2 separate regions of the Mus musculus genome follow, and region 2 is linked to region 1. Evidence: chromatin loops called from intact Hi-C (ENCODE). Cell type or tissue: left cerebral cortex. All regions are shown on one strand.

What was found. Hi-C counts contacts between places; a loop is a spot of excess contacts. Peaks named below come from ENCODE experiments on the same cell type or tissue, not always from the same donor. Only the 100,000 strongest peaks of a DNase experiment are listed, where the experiment ranks them.
Region 2: it touches region 1 in a loop (12-fold over the local background); 2 of 42 quality-filtered maps call a loop at or near these places.

The regions. Positions count from the first base shown.
Region 1 is chr17:64,128,028-64,133,027 of GRCm38, reverse strand. The region is part of intron 16 of Fer (fer (fms/fps related) protein kinase); the gene reads right to left. Gm46590 (a long non-coding RNA gene) reads left to right here. Exons shown (of 2, transcript XR_003952343.1): 1 at 1-3,441. Among named protein-coding and RNA genes, the nearest start is that of Gm46590, 2.9 kb to the left of the region's middle. In left cerebral cortex, a CTCF peak has its summit at 2,379; a DNase peak (open chromatin) is centred at 2,377; H3K27ac peaks cover 341 bases.
Region 2 is chr17:64,061,403-64,066,402 of GRCm38, reverse strand. The region is part of intron 15 of Fer (fer (fms/fps related) protein kinase); the gene reads right to left. Among named protein-coding and RNA genes, the nearest start is that of 1110058D11Rik, 13 kb to the right of the region's middle. In left cerebral cortex, a CTCF peak has its summit at 2,721; no DNase peak of the experiment used is centred here.

The sequences.
Region 1 (5,000 bases):
GGCTGAGAAATGGACTTTTCATTTTGTATCCTTCTAGCTTATTATATGTACGTAGAGGCATGTGGCTGCTACAGTAAGAGACCATTTCTAGAGTCTCCCTAAGAAAGGGGAAGGCTGGGGTGGTGAGGAAATGAACAGGTGGAAATGAACATGGTGGCTTGACTCTCTATCCCTCCCAGCTGTACTGTACTCACTGCAGGCTGAGTCATATGGCTAACAGAGTAAAGTCTCTTTCCTAGGAAAAGTGAGGAGATGCAGCAACCAGATGCATCTATAAAGTTGTAGGTAGCTACATGACCTTATGACATGCTTTGGATGTAAAACGCTTGTGTTCTTGGGACAGACTCCCAGGAGGGAGTCCTAGTGGACAAGCTCGTGGAAGGCCTCTTTGATAACTGCATTTCCTCAGCCCTGAGGGAAGGGTGTGTTAGAGATGGTTTCCTCCCAACATGCCTTTCTTCCACATTAGTAAGAGAACCCAGAGTTTAGCAGAATGTTTTGCCGATGGTTTAAAGCATGAAGCTTCCCAGTGTCCTCTGCAGTTAGGTGCAGCTGTGCTGGGCAGTGTACTAACTGGCAGCTGAAGAACCGTGTCCGGAGTCTGAGCAATGTGCTTTCCCTCTCTCCCCTCTGCTAGTTTGAACATGGACATGATAAACAGGAAGGTGTGAGCAGAGGCACCACCCTTAGAACAGCAGGAAACAAGGAGCCTGGGTTACTTCTGAGTTCTAGGGAGTTGCCAGACTTGTCCTGTGATCGGATTTGCTTTATGAGATGGCGTATGCTACTGAAGTGGCTTTCATTTAACTCGTGTGTGAGTGCTTACAACAATAAGCAGTAGACTCAGTGGTAAACTTGGATTTGGATGCCTTGAGTGACAGAGGAGAGAGCTAAGAAGGGCTTCAGCATACAGGGAGCCCCCATGCACAGGGTGCAGTGCACATACAGGAAGCACCCATGCACAGGGTGCAGTGCACATACAGGAAGCACCCATGCACAGGGTGCAGTGCACATACAGGAAGCACCCATGCACAGGGTGCAGTGCACATACAGGAAGCACCCATGCACAGGGTGCAGTGCACACACAGGAAGCACCCATGCACAGGGTGCAGTGCACATACATACAGGAAGCACCCATGCACAGGGTGCAGTGCACATACAGGAAGCACCCATGCACAGGGTGCAGTGCACATACAGGAAGCACCCATGCACAGGGTGCAGTGCACATACAGGGAGCACCCATGCACAGGGTGCAGTGCACACACAGGGAGCACCCATGCACAGGGTGCAGTGCACACACAGGGAGCACCCATGCACAGGGTGCAGTGCACACACAGGGAGCACCCATGCACAGGGTGCAGTGCACATACAGGGAGCACCCATGCACAGGGTGCAGTGCACATACAGGGAGCACCCATGCACAGGGTGCAGTGCACATACAGGAAGCACCCATGCACAGGGTGCAGTGCACATACAGGGAGCACCCATGCACAGGGTGCAGTGCACACACAGGAAGCACCAATTCACAGGGTGCAGTGCACACACAGGAAGCACCCATGCACAGGGTGCAGTGCACATACATACAGGAAGCACCCATGCACAGGGTGCAGTGCACATACAGGAAGCACCCATGCACAGGGTGCAGTGCAGAGGATGCTTACAGCAGTGTATATGCAGGCTGGGGTATGATGGGGAGGAAGGCTAATGCAGGAGGGAAATGTGACCATCCCAGAGGTCCAGCTCTTGCAAAGCACATGAATCCTGTCCAGACAAGTATGTGGCACATGATAGGTGCTCAGGAAACACATCATGAATGGGCAATATCTTATATAAATGTTCCAGGCTGAAGACATCCATTCTGATTTTTCATTTTAAATTACTTTCTCCTAAGTAAATAGCTGGTTTCTACCTACTTGTTTTGGAACACACATCTAAGAATTTTTGGAAGTCTTGAGTCATACTTAAAGTTGCTTTGTGAAAAGAGGTTTCACTGGGCCCTGGCTGGCTTTGAACTCATTTGATCCTCCTGTCCCAGCATCCCAAGGGCTGTGGTTCCAGGCATGCACCATTATGCTAGGTAAGTCTCATTTGTATCTTTAGCAACAGACACATAAACATCTCACGGGGAATGCTGTTTCCTAACGGTATTCAATTAACCTTGCAATTACTAAACACAATTAGGATCAGAGAAATAATATTTTCCCTTTTTAGCAGGGAACTTGGCTGGCTGTCCCTACAGCCATTCATAAAGACGACAGCACTTTGTTTGCTGATTTGCTGGGACTAGTTTTATTCATCTGATCAAGTCTCACAATGGAGAAAGATGGAGGAAGCCCAAGTTAAAAACTGAATTTGACTCACTGCCCAGCTTTTAAATGTGGCAGCTCACCACACACTCCCACTGGGGGAGTTCCTGCCAACGGAAGTGACAGGGAAGGGCTGGCTAATTATGATTGCCTCACCTGACAGAAGCTGCTACCCATGTCCTCTTGGGAGCTCCAGCCTTACCCATGGCAGAGCTGGCAACACTGCATCCTAGGTAGGTAGGTTCTGCTACCCAGTGGTGTGGCCTTGGCATACGAAGCTCTTGGCATAAGTGTTTGTTACTTATCTGCCAAACAGTCCTTGGCAGGATTAGGAGGGACAATGTGTATAACCTAGCAGCGTACCATGAATACAGCAACAACTCTTTCAGTAAGCTACTGTTGTTTTTTTCCGTCTTGTTTATAGGTTAGTAGTGTTACTTTTGAAACTACTACTGTCACAAGAGGCCCTGGAACAACATATGTAAATCATTTTCCAAAACAAGTCTACGTGTGAGTACGTCATGATCACAAAGGAAAGGGGCAGCACCCAGAAGCATGCTTGCAGAGATAATCAATGATGTTCACACACTTCCACAGGCTTTGACATTTCCTTGAATTTCTGAAAGGATAAACATGCTAAATCTCTCATCTGGGTGAAGACCTGGCTCATTTGTTTCTGGAGGTGACACTGCAAGTCTTCCTGCAGTGCTTCCCTGCCATATGAGAACACTGCACACTGAAGTGAGACCCAGACTGGGGCTGGTGCCTGTCTACTGACCAGGTTCAAACCAGACCACATGTCACTCGTGGTGTCAAATTTCATGACCTGCCTCCTTGTTCCTTTCTCCTCCTCATCCCCAGAAAAAGGAATGTTTTCAGTACCTTCCTAACAGTAAACAAATCTGAGTCTGTTGTTAGAGATCACGGATCTGTTGGAGATTGTCAAGAGGCTGTGGCTGTATTTAATTCAGAAGATCTACTTCTACTGTTACATTGCTTTGAAGAGGAAAACTATACAGCATATTAAGTTCTGAATCCAGATAGTCGTCAAAACCCACATTTTGAAGCTTTGCTCTCTCACAGATGTAAGATCATAATGCATTCATCTACTGAGAATTACAACTAAGACCTCCAGGTAAGCTAGTTCAAGAAAGAAGATTTTTCAGGATTCACGGATGTGATTCTGGAGTGTGATTAAAACTTGGAAAGGCAACCCAGGTGTTTCCTCTTCCTTCCTCTGCTCTCCCTTTTGTAGCTCCCTCCTCAAAGCAGGCACAGAATGGCCACCTGACCTAGAAATGAAAACTCCAATGGAAGCTCTGTCTTTGCACCAGACAAGGTGATGCTTACAGGCTAGTGTAGGAAGTGTTAAAGAGACAATAGGAGAGGCTCACCTGATCCCCATGTAAGGATGCACGCCTCAGCTGAAGCCCAAGTTACTGTTGTGCCTCACTCCAACACTTAGATAACTCAACTAACATTTAAAGCACTAAGGTCTAAGGCTAACAGACCTCGTTGCTTAACAGCAGTCAAAGCAGAAGTTTAGTCTGGACCTAATGATATTTTGTGATAATGATTTTGTTCTGCAGCATGCTTTGTTAGGGACTCGAGTCTACACACAAGTTATTTGGTGGCATGTAAACATAGCATGCTGGGAAGGCCTTAGGCTAGATTCTAAATGTAAAGGGGAAATATAATCAATAAATGCCAATCTTAGACAACTAGAAAAACAAGCTTCATGGCACCCAGTAATATAACACACTTGTATGGAAAGTCAATTCTTTGCAGAAATGTAGAAATATTACAATATCTGAAAAAAATCAAACACTCGTCAGGTATATAGTGGACTCGTCCCAACATTCAACATACTCAAGGATCAGGAAACAGGCAAACCAAAGAACACAAAGAAAACAGAAAAATGTGGACAGGGTTTCAGGGACTTCCAAAATAACAACCAAAACATGAAGAGATGGGAATCACAAAATAATACACATAGAGAAACATAACGATGAAGCAATTTTGTTTGTGGAAGTATATGTACATAGTTAAGAATGTCTGTGACGTCCTGTAAGATGGAACCCATACCTGGCACCTACATCAGGCCAAGAATCTGGGGCTGGAGAGCCAAGTCATTTTGCACACAGATTAATACATCTCTCAGTCCTCATCAGAAAGTCTTCTAGTAGATGGCAATCAATACAGATCCACAACCACCCAAGTGTAGAGAAAAACAAACTATAGAATGCTCAGCCCTAAATGGGATATTGTTAATCACACTCCTGTAGTAGAAAATGATTTAAATTCTGGCCTGGAGTTTCTACCCCACCTTTGTTTATTAAGTTCCTGGATAAAAGACACACACAGCCTTTATATTGTGAATATGCCTTAAGCAGCACAATTGCTGGGCAGCTGCCTACCTTCCATGCTGTTAGAATCTACTTTCCTACCGATAACCCCGAGTTATTACTTATTATCTTCTATGTTTCACCTGGGCTGCTCTTAACTTCAACTGGGCAGCCCTCAGGGCCATGTTTTCATGGCTCAGCTATCCCATGGCAGCTTCTCCTTCCTCTTCTCCTGCACCTTGTTCTCTCTTCCTTGTTCTCACCTCTCCAAGCTCATGAATCCTAAACCCTGCCTATATCTCTTCTGCCCAGCTATAGGCTGTTGGCATTTTATTTACCAATCACAATT
Region 2 (5,000 bases), 67 kb after region 1:
TCACTCAAGTGCCATAAAATGTCACCTTTGCAACAAGTTTTATAATTTCAGGGATAATTTCATAATTATGTATACTCTGTGTGTGCTGCTATAACACTATTTCTGAGGCCTGAACAATTCAGAAGGAACAAAACTATTTTTCCTGTTCTGGAGCTTGAAGTGTAGAGTCATAGATCCCACTGGATCAGAATCTAGAGGGGGTGGGCATGGCTCCATTCCTAACACAGTGCTTGGATGCTGTGCTCCTCAGAAACACTCAACCTTGTCCTACGTCAGTTCAAAGTCAGTCATTGGTCAAAGCCTGGTGCATACGGTTCTCACAGGCTGGTACAGCATGTTAGTGCGGCAAACATTTTAAAGGTGGCCATGGACCCATGGCTTTGCTGGCATTGCTCTAGTATGGGGATTCTGGGAGGACCCTCCTATTGGGACAGTTGTACAAAGGCAGTCACACCTCTCCAGCACATGCACCCTGCCTGTGAACCAGTGTGACTGCTCACCACCAAGTCTTATGGCCTATATTTTATAAGAACAGTTCTCAATGAGCACATTGTAGTCTTGCCCATTGAATGAATACAGATCTCACAGAGCCTAGGCACACTGTGCAAACATAGGCTGATTTATTTTGGTGTTTTTGTTAGGACAAGTACTTTCATAAAAGTGGTTTTCATAAAATATTTCCTAATGTAGTAATATGTGAGTTAAGTGAAAAAAATCAATTCTATATGCTTTTATGATTAAGTAAAGTTTACTATCTAAATCATCATTCCAATTTTGTTAGTAGTGAGTTCTAGGAGCTTAGGCAAGGTGACTAATTTCTCTGGATTTCACTTATTCCTAAGGAAATTAGCCTAGAATGGCTGCCCTCTCCGGTCCACTCTCTAGGCAGAAGTGTGGGGATTATCAGATCTCTGTGTTCCCTGTTATACTCTGAGCACTTCCCCTAAGCCCCATCTTACTGATGGTGTGTGTCTTCCATCCTCATGGCCAGCACTGTCTAACACTGGAACTACAGGAAGTTGTGTCCATCTGAGATACTCGGGCTATTGTCTGGTCATTCCAGCAAGCTAAGAATACTATTTTATCGGTCACACACTGTATTCTGTACATTCAGCTCTCTGCCTGTTACTGGCCTTTACTGTTAGGTTGCAATGCTTCTCTTACCCATATCCTTTAAGACAGTAAGAACTTTCTTTATAGGTCTCACAGTCTTGCAGACAAATGGAATAGTTATGTTTTACCGATTAAAAGTTAACTTATTCATCTTGTTCAGGTTTCCCTCATTTTCTTTAAACAATTTATTGAACTTTATTTATTATATGTGTAAGTGAGGGGTATGTACATGTGTCAGGACACAAATGTGGAGGTCAGAGGTCAATTTATGGTATTGATCCTCTTTTTCCACTAGATGGATCCTCAGGACTGAGCTCAGGCCATCAGGGCTGATGGAAAAGCACCTCCACCTTCTGAGCTGACTCTCTGGCCTATCAAGCTTCCATCTTTAAGTCTCACCTCCTTCCTCATTGAGCAAAGGTAACTTGCACCTGTATTCTCAACTGTGTAATGAAAAATGAGTAATCCACTCCTTCCTATATACCTCCTATATACCTCCATTTCCACACAGTAACTATTTAATTAACCCTGTCTATAACTTTTTATTAATTTGTCGCTTTGTTACAATTTATCATCTATGTGACCTTTTAGATCTCCGAAAGTGCAGACAGGTGAGTCACTTTGGACATCATATACAAATAAGCATCAGAGTCTGTTTTCACTACAGTGATAGGTTAAATGCCATAGTGGGACCACCAAAGAGTCAGAATAAGCCTTTCAAGTTACTGCAGCCTTTTCTGTATTGAGTGTTGGTTATTTTCAAACTATGACATGACTGTAAGTAAAATTAGATATCACATAAAATTATGTATAAGTAGGACTTTTTTGTTAATTTAAGGAGAGGAAAATAACTCATTGTTTTCATAACTTACTTTACTTACTTACTGACATAGAACTCTGCACTCCAAGCATGGGAAGGCATGATACAGAGACACAGTCTATCTAATAGGCAGGCTGCCGAAAGCACATGCTCCGGGAGTTGATACATTGTCAGAAATAGCACCCAGAGCAACAGACAGAAATGGGTTATAATCGGGAGAGACTGTGGTTGCTAGGGCATCTGCTATACTGCCTGACAGTCATGCTGTGGGGCAGTGACTGCAGGGGCAGCTAATCTAAAACTGCAGCATCTAGTAGGATACAATACCTTTGGCCCTGGATAGATTTCTTTCACACAATTAACTTTTCTTGGGTACCATCTCTCTATCTGACTACACCTCTTTCAAACTGGAATGGGGCTACGGCATCTGTACTGATAGGCATTCCTTCTACCACAACAACACTTATGTGACTTCCCACTATGCTAACAGTGGAAGATAGTTTATTACTGCTGGGAAAAATTAGTAACCATTGCTATGTTCTTCAATTCATTAAATAACTAGAGTACTGTTGGTTCAGACGGTCTGAATTTCCTGTTTCACTGACAATCCCTGACCCAGATGCAGCCACAAGACTGGAGGAAAACTGTACACAACAGATAAAGCCTAGAAGAATGTCCTCTGGGGCAAACCAAGGGCCACAAGGGAAGGGAAGCAGGAAGAAAGAAAATCAGGTAAGGGAGCCAAAGAGACTGCTCTGGATCTGCTTGCAACACTGTCTCTAGTGGTTAGCTAAACAGCATGTAAACAGCGATGGAAAACAAAAGTCGTTCATCTTTGAAGTGAACCCAGAGCCTTATGCTTCTGTCCGGCCTTTCCAGGTCCCTGTGATACCCACAGCTGTGTCGGCTGCAGCACAGCCTAACACAGACTTGGCGTTTCATGAGCCATTCTGGCTAAGTCAGCAGAGTGAGGCAGGTGGTTTGTCTGTCTGTTCTGCTGTTTCTATTAGAGCTGTGGAGCCTTCTCTGCCTCCAAGAACAGTTTCTATCCCTCACTTCTCTTCAGGTGCAGCAGTAGCGGGACACTTCCCAGAGACACTTACAATGGTTTTTGAATTTTAACTCTGCCATTGCTATTTAAGTAATGAGATAAAGCAGATCTAGTAACTTCTGATCTTGGTAATAGAACCTGACTGTGGCTGGGGGAACCAGGCATATGGGAAGTACACAATGTATATTTAAAAACGTCCCATCACTGAATCTGGCATCCAATGGGATAATCGTGATCAGTGTAAGAAGTAGGTCCTCAGGGTTGGGGAGATAGTTTAGTGGGTAAAGAGCTTGCTGTCCTTTTGTCTCAGCTACAAACTTTGTCTCTGTAACTCCTTCCATGGGTGATTGTTTCCAATTTTAAGAAGGGGAAAAGTGTCCACACTTTGGTCTTCGTTCTTCTTGAGTTTCATGTGTTTTGCAAATTGTATCTTATATCTCGGGTATACTAAGTTTCTGGGCTAATATCCACTTATCAGTGAGTACATATCATTTGAGTTCTTTTGTGATTGTGTTACCTCACTCAGGATGATGCCCTCCAGGTCCATCCATTTGCCTAGGAACTTCATAAATTCATTCTTTTTAATAGCTGAGTAGTACTCCATTGTGTAAATGTACCACATTTTCTGTACCCATTCCTCTGTTGAGAGGCATCTCGGTTCTTTCCAGCTTCTGACTATTATAAATAAGGCTGCTATGAACATAGTGGAGCATGTGTCCCTCTTACCGGTTGGGACATCTTCTGGATATATGCCCAGGAGAGGTATTGCTGGATCCTCCGGTAGTACTATGTCCAATTTTCTGAGGAACCGCCAGACTGATTTCCAGAGTGGTTGTACAAGCTTGCAATCCCACCAACAATGGAGGAGTGTTCCTCTTTCTCCACATCCTCACCAGCATCTGCTGTCACCTGAATTTTTGATCTTAGCCATTCTGACTGGTGTGAGATGGAATCTCAGGGTTATTTTGATTTGCATTTCTTTGATGATTAAGAATGCTGAGCATTTTTTCAGGATGGACCATCTAGAGACTGCCATATCCAAGGATCCATCCCATAATTAGCCTCCAAACGATGACACCATTGCATACACTAGCAAGCGTTGGCTGAAAGGACCCTGATATAGCTGTCTCTTGTGAGACTAGGCCGGGGCCTAGCAAACACATAAGTGGATGCTCACAGTCAGCTATTGGATGGAGCACAGGGCCCCCAATGGAGGAACTAGAGAAAGTATCTAAGGAGCTAAAGAGATCTGCAACCCTGTAGGTGCAACAACATTATGAACTAGCCAGTACCCCGGAGCTCTTGACTCTAGCTGCATATGTATTAAAAGATGGCCTAGTCGGCCATTACTGGAAAGAGAGGCCCATTGGACATGCAAACTTTATATGCCCCAGTACAGGGGAACGCCAGGGCCAAAAAATGGGAATGGGTGGGTAGGAAAGTTGGGGGGAAGAGTATGGGCGACTTTTGGGATAGCATTCTAAATGTAATTGAGGAAAATATGTAATAATAAAAAAAAAAAAAAGAAAAAAAAAAGAAAAAGAGCTTGCTGTGCACTTTGGTTTGGGTCTCCTGCACTTAGAGAAAAGTTGGGCATTACACATGTCCACAGCCTCTCAGCACTGGGAGGCAGAGATGGTAGATAGCAGAGGCTTGCTAGCCAGTCAACCCGGTGATATCTCCAGGTCTCAAAACAAAGTAGGGAAGAGGACAAAGAAGACCCTTCACTTAAATCCTATCCTTCAAATGTGCCTGCAAAGGTACAAATGAGCTCGCTCTCTCTCTCTCTCTCTCTCTCTCTCTCTCTCTCTCTCTCTCTCTCTTTCTCTCTCTCTCTCTCTCTCACACACACACACACACACACACACACACACACAAATATGGCCTATAAATATACAGGAACAAGTTAAGAAAATAAACAAGTAAATAAATCACCGTGGATTGCCATTATAAATCTGTAGGCAGTGTAAACGTCTAGATTAGTGGTTCTCAACCCTTCTAATGCTGCAGTCCTTT